Linked DNA regions of Homo sapiens: region 2 is linked to region 1. Evidence: chromatin loops called from intact Hi-C (ENCODE). Cell type or tissue: gastrocnemius medialis. All regions are shown on one strand. Links, peaks and the distances in the headings refer to the core of each region. The heading gives the core; the rest is flanking DNA.

What was found. A loop is a pair of places that touch in the nucleus more often than their neighbours do. Peaks named below come from ENCODE experiments on the same cell type or tissue, not always from the same donor. Only the 100,000 strongest peaks of a DNase experiment are listed, where the experiment ranks them.
Region 2: it touches region 1 in a loop (4-fold over the local background); 1 of 110 quality-filtered maps calls a loop at or near these places.

What each region holds. Positions count from the first base shown.
Region 1 is chr5:150,243,946-150,246,840 of GRCh38, reverse strand. CAMK2A (calcium/calmodulin dependent protein kinase II alpha) reads left to right here. Exons shown (of 19, transcript NM_015981.4): 13 at 1,640-1,680. Among named protein-coding and RNA genes, the nearest start is that of CAMK2A, 44 kb to the left of the region's middle. In gastrocnemius medialis, for the core only: no CTCF peak of the experiment used is centred there; DNase peaks (open chromatin) are centred at 1,240 and 2,420; H3K4me3 peaks cover 1,459 bases; H3K27ac peaks cover 2,428 bases.
Region 2 is chr5:150,178,986-150,181,880 of GRCh38, reverse strand. All of the region lies in intron 1 of CDX1 (caudal type homeobox 1), which reads right to left. Among named protein-coding and RNA genes, the nearest start is that of SLC6A7, 9.6 kb to the left of the region's middle. In gastrocnemius medialis, for the core only: no CTCF peak of the experiment used is centred there; DNase peaks (open chromatin) are centred at 1,110 and 1,530; H3K4me3 peaks cover 373 bases; H3K27ac peaks cover 2,500 bases.

The DNA.
Region 1 (2,895 bases), core at 275-2,774:
AGAAGGGGGCAGCTGGCTGCATTGAGTGGGTCCACCTGCCCATGTAACCAGTTGGGAGGAGTGAGACCCAGAGGTGGGCAGATACTAGAACTTCTGACTGGGCTTTTCCTACCTCGTTAAACTGCCTTCCCACCCTCTCCCTGGACAAGGATCCTGCCATTCCGTAAACTGAAAGATGAGCTACCCAGATAGTCAGAGTCTTTTTTTAACAACTGAAGCACCCTAAAGAACTCTAGTCCTGAGCTCACAAAATGGCGGCCTGTGAGCTGGATTGAATCTCTTGATATGCTTTGTGGAGGTAGGGGTGTTTTAAAAATTTTTTTGAATGAGTTTCTAACACTTAAAAATTAGGAAATTTCATAGAAAACCCCAGATTGCTGTCGTCTCTTGAAAATTAGACGCTGTGGCCTCACTGGACCCACGATCCTGTGACAGTAGGCTGGAGCTGAGAGGGGCGTCTACCTTGAGGCTCGAGGAGAAAGCACTCCCCCTGCCCCACTGCACATCCTAGTCCAACCCTCCAAAGCCTGTGGTGAATGGACAGCCATTCCTGTCAGCTTCGGGATCCAGAGGTGGCCCCTGCCTTGGTTTGCAAGTAGGGAACTTGGAATGAGAGCCTCGAAGGGGTCATAGGTGGAAATGTGGGGGTGACTGGGAAGGTGACCTGCCATGAGCCCCATGCCTCAGAGCCCCTGGGGCATCAGTGGCTCATATGACCCTCCTCCCAACTCCCCCTCTCAAGGCCACCAGGAGAAGTCTTATCATGGCTACCATTTCCTGAGCATGTGCGGCTTATGGGTCAGGTGCTTTGCTAAGTACTTCACAGATACCTTGTTTCATTTAAGGTATTTGCTTAAGTCTGAAGCAGCCGGATGCCTGTGGGCAGGGCTGGACATTCAGGCCATTTCCTGGCTGATGCCCACTTCCAGGGCTCTGGCCAGGAGGTGAGGAGGGAGGTAAGGGGAAATGACAGCAGGGGAAGCCCCCAAAGAGCTGTTGCTCTGGTTGTCCCTGCCACCCGGGCCATAGCCAGTGCCAATATGGGGCTCTGGAGTCTGAGGTTGGGGAGGCCTATATGGCCTGAGGAGAGAGGCAGGGGATGGGTGCTCTGGCAGGGTGGGCCCCAGTGGGGGCATCTGCTTCTTGTCACTGGCAAGACGCAGCCTGCAGCTGTCCGGAGTGAGTAGGCAGGGCTGACACATGACCTCCGCAGCAGCATGGGGCTAAAATTAGAGAGGGCCAGGGTGGGGAGGGCGTGTCCAGCCTGGGGCCAGGCAGCCAGACCTCGGGTTGGCCACCGCCAGCACGGTGGTGACAGGGATTCAGAGGGAATCCCCGGGCTGAAACAGCAGCCCACAGTCCTGGGACATGTTGGACACCTCCCTCAACCCATGAAGCCAGAGGGTTACGCTTGAGATTGCTGAGAAGGCGGGGAACCCAGGCAGTCCCTGGGCCTCCAAGGAGGGAGGAGGAGGAGGAGGAGGAGGAGGAGGAGGAGGAGGCCTCCCCCAGGATCGCTGGGCCAGCTCTGCTCCCTGCAGTCTGCCCTCCGGCTGCGTGTGGATGCTGCTCGTCCTCGCCCTGTGGGCCCTGGTGCCCTGCCTGGCGTTGTTAACCCTCTACTTTTTCTCCTCCACAGGAGGGAAGAGTGGGGGAAACAAGAAGAGCGATGGTGTGAAGGTAAGCCCCTCCAGGAGCCTGGCAGGGCTTGGCTCTGGCAGCGTTTCTGCCAACAGAGACCGGCTTTCAGGCCTGGAGCAAGACCCGGGCCTTGCTGATGGTGTCCTGGGCAGACGTGGGCCACATTTGTGGCCAGGCTGTCTCCAGACCCACGACCTAGGCTTTGGTGCCCACCGTTGCGCCGTGACTGTTGGGGGGCAGATGGGAGAGGGGGGACTGGAGGAGGGTGGAAGTGACAGGTGTGCTGGGGTGGGGGCAGGCGCAAGGAAAGGGGCAGGTCAGAAGGAGATTTCTGTGGTTCTCCGAGGCTGGAGAGCTGGTGTGCAAGAGAGGGTGCAAGGAGAGGACAGAAATGGTCATGAGGGGTGACCTCCGTCCTGCCTATGTGTGGGCTGGATCGGGCCCCTGCCCCGCTGTACACCTTAGTTCCACCCAGAAAGCTCGTGGAGGATGGACAGCCATTCCTCTTGGCTTTGGGTTCCAAGGTGCCCCCTCCCGGCAAGGCTTGCTGGTGCTGGTTCAGTTCCAAAATCCCCTCCCGGCTCCAAGGGCCTGCCCTGTCCCACCCCTAGAGCCCGAGTTACCCTGTGGTCCCTCCACATCCTGCGGTCCTCCTTCCCGTCTCTTCTCTCTTCTCCCTCTGCTCTCTGGGGCCTGGTCCCCTGCTCTCTGCAGTTCCCTCCTCCTCTGCCACTCGATCTTATCCTCTCTTGAGACCCTGCCTTTTTCTGGGCTCAGAGCCCTGCCTGGCGAGGGCCCCAGGGCTGGGATGTGCCCAGGACATTGGAAGGTGTGGGATGCTGTATGAATACAGCCAGATGTGCTGGTGGCTTGATGGCTTTGTCTAAGGAGGCATTTATGGTCTCTGGCCGCTGGTTTTGGTCTGTCAAGGTTGCATGCGAGGGAGTCTGGGCTAGATGTCCAAGGCCAGGATTGGGTCTCCCCTCTGTACTTAGCCTTCTCCTCCCAGCTTGAATTTTCCCCTAAGTACAACGAGTGGGGTGTGGATTTGATGATCATTTCCAAGATTGCAGCTTTAAAAACAAACAAAAAAAGCAATAAAATCCTATCTAATCATTCTCCCTTCTCATCTTGGGTGCTAGAGGAATACATAATTATTTGGTTATTAGTCCAAGACAGTGGTTTTCAAATTGAACTCTTTAGATCCCAAAGGTACTGGACTGGGGAGGCACCTCTGGCAGCGGATGGGGTGCT
Region 2 (2,895 bases), core at 133-2,632, 65 kb after region 1:
CACAGATCCTCACTGAGCTCCTGCTGTGAGCCAAGCTCTGGGCTACAGCACTGAGCAAAATAAAACCCCTGCCCTCGTGATGCTTAGCTTCTAGGGGAGGGAGATGATGAAAAGAAAAATAAACATAAAATATTTGATACACTAGTTGATAAGTGTTTCAGAAGAAAAGGAGGCAGGGAAGGAGGACTGGGAATTTAGGGAGGAGGTGGTCTGTGATTTTAAATAGAATGGGCCGTGAAGGCCTTGCTGAAAAGGGGAATTTCAGCAAAGGTGTAAAGGAGGTACAGGAAAGAGTCATGTAGGGCCAGGCGCGGTGGCTCACACCTGTAATCCCAGCACTTTATGGGAGGCTGAGGGAGGTGGATCACGTGAGGTCAGGGGTTCAAGACCAGCCTGGCCAACATGGTGAAACCTCATCTCTACTAAAAAATACAAAAATTAGCCGGGCGTGGTGGCATACATCTGTAATCCCAGCTACCCAGGAGGCTGAGGCGGGAAAACAGGAGAATTGCTTGAACCTGGGAGGTGGAGGTTGTGGTGAGCCAGGATTACACCACTGCATTCTAGCCTGGGTGATCGAGTGAGACTCCGTCTCAAGAAAAATAAACAAAAAAAAGAGTCATGCAGACATCTGGGGAGAGGCTTCTAGGCAGAGGGAACAGCAAGTGCAAAGGCCCCGAGGTGGGGCATGCCTGCTGTCTGCCTGCTGTCTGACAGTGAGGAGCTGTGAGGAAGCTGGTGGAGCTGAGGTGCAGTGAGAAGGGGGACGGGACAGGAGACAAGGGGAGGGACTCTGGGTTTTCCTCTGTCTGGGACAGGAGCCATTGCAGGATTCTGAGCAGAGGAGACATGAAGTCTGATGTAGGTTTTAATATTACTCTGGCTACTGCATGGAGAACAGATTTGCAAGAGGAAGGGGAAGTGCAGGGAGAGCTGCCGTAACCCAGGAGAGAGGGCGGTGCCTTGGCTTCTTTATGAGGCTCAGCCTGGGGCCCAGAGCTGGATTTGAGGACCAGCTGAGGTTAATGTCAGGACTTTCTTTGGGACTGGGATCAGAGGTCTGTCTGGAGAGAATACTAAGAGTCATGCTTGGCCTGGGCTTGTGTGGGGCCTGGCTAAGCACCAGTTTCCTTTATAAGAAGCTGAGCACGTGGCTATAAATAGGAGGCGCACGCAAGCACTTCCAGACCCGCACACGCTCCCACCAGGGCATGGCGGGTCTCTGAAAGACCATCAACCCCTCCCGCCTCTCGCAAGTGTCCCCACCACAGCCCAGCCTTCATCTTCTTGGGTTTCAGCCCTGGCCCTGCCTGTCCCTCAGCACCCCTGTACTAACCACTCACCCGCCCCCATTCTGACGCCTGTCCCCCTCCACCAAGCCCACGCAGCTTGGCAGGACAGCCACTGGGCTCTCCGTGAGCCAAATGGCTTTGTGGAGAATGGGAGGCAGCAGATGTTCCTGGGCAGCTTTTCCCTGGGTTTCCTGCCAGAGCAGAGGAACCACACTGGACGCTTCCATGTCCACTGACCTCAGTCCGCTGCCCAGCATAGCACGGGATAGCCTCGGACTTCAGCCAGGTTTGGCCCCAGGAAAGGGATAAGGGAGTGGCTGCCCAGGCCTTGGCTCCAGATTGGGCCCCTCCTTGGCCTAGAAAATGCAACGCCGGCTCAAAAACAGTTCTGCCTAATGCCACCAGCACTGGAGGCCAACATGGCTCTGAATCCACAGACCCATTGGGTTCACTGGGCTAAAGCTGGAAGCGGTTGTGAGAGTTTAGTCTCCTCGCACTTTACTGAGGAAGAGATCGGGGTTCACAATGGTTGCATGGCAGCTGGAGGGCCAAAGAAGAGGCCTGGTGAGCCCTTCCAGTCCTACCTCCCTGTGTAGTCAGGGTCACTGAGGCCCAGGCAGGCACGGGCCTGCCCAAGGCCATGCCCCATGCCCTAGAGCTCTTGCTGCCTCTCCAGGGTACAATTCCGCATGCTGCCAAATTTAGGGCCCACTGAGCCTGCCATGGAGCCCCCAAAGTGTTGGTAACAGAAGCTTAAATAGCAGACCACCCCTCCATTGCTACTTCTGGGAAAGGAGAGCCCAGACCATGGTGAGGGAAGGCTACTGAGAGCCCCAGGCTGGGGGCCCTTAAAATGCCCAGAGGACTCACAGCCACCCCCAGGAGGACAGGCCTGAGGTAGGGCATGAGGCTCCCTGCCCACCCAGACCTTCGCCTAGGGATGACAGGCAGTGGTCCTGAAGGTGCTTTTTCCTTAGAGTCCTAGCACCCACTCCTGCCTCTTCTGACGAGCAAGCCCAGACCCATGAGAGCCATTTCATAGGTGGGGGGAAATGGGCTCAGAAAGGGCACTTGCAGAGGGCTGTCCTGACTGGTCATGGTATGAACCAGGACTCAGGTTTCTGACCTCAGGCCCAGCTCTTCCACAAGGGAGGGGGTCAGGAGTGAGACCAGATGGAGATAGGGTTTAGCTGCACAATTACTCCTCTCTCTCCTGGCAAGGCTGCCAGTGAAGACCTGGCCCACAGGCCTTGTCACTCCTCTCTGGGCTCTGGAGAGGAGCTGGTGGGCTCAGGAACCCATTGGCCAACTTCTCTCTGGTGGAGCTGCTTGAAACACACAATTTTCGTGCAAGAAAATGGCTCTGCCAAAGAACAAAATGTTTGCTATCACACCGTGTGGCTCAGAAACCAGGGAATCCCATATGCTGTTCCAGGAGTGAGAACTGAAACATCCTCCTTAGCGCCCAACTTGGCGATATCTAGCCTCATTTAACAGGCACATACCCTTTGACCGAAGAATCCCACTTCCAGTAACTGATCCGACCAAGAGCTGCCCAAAGCTCCATCTGTTTCTGATAACACAAGACAAAAAACAATGTACA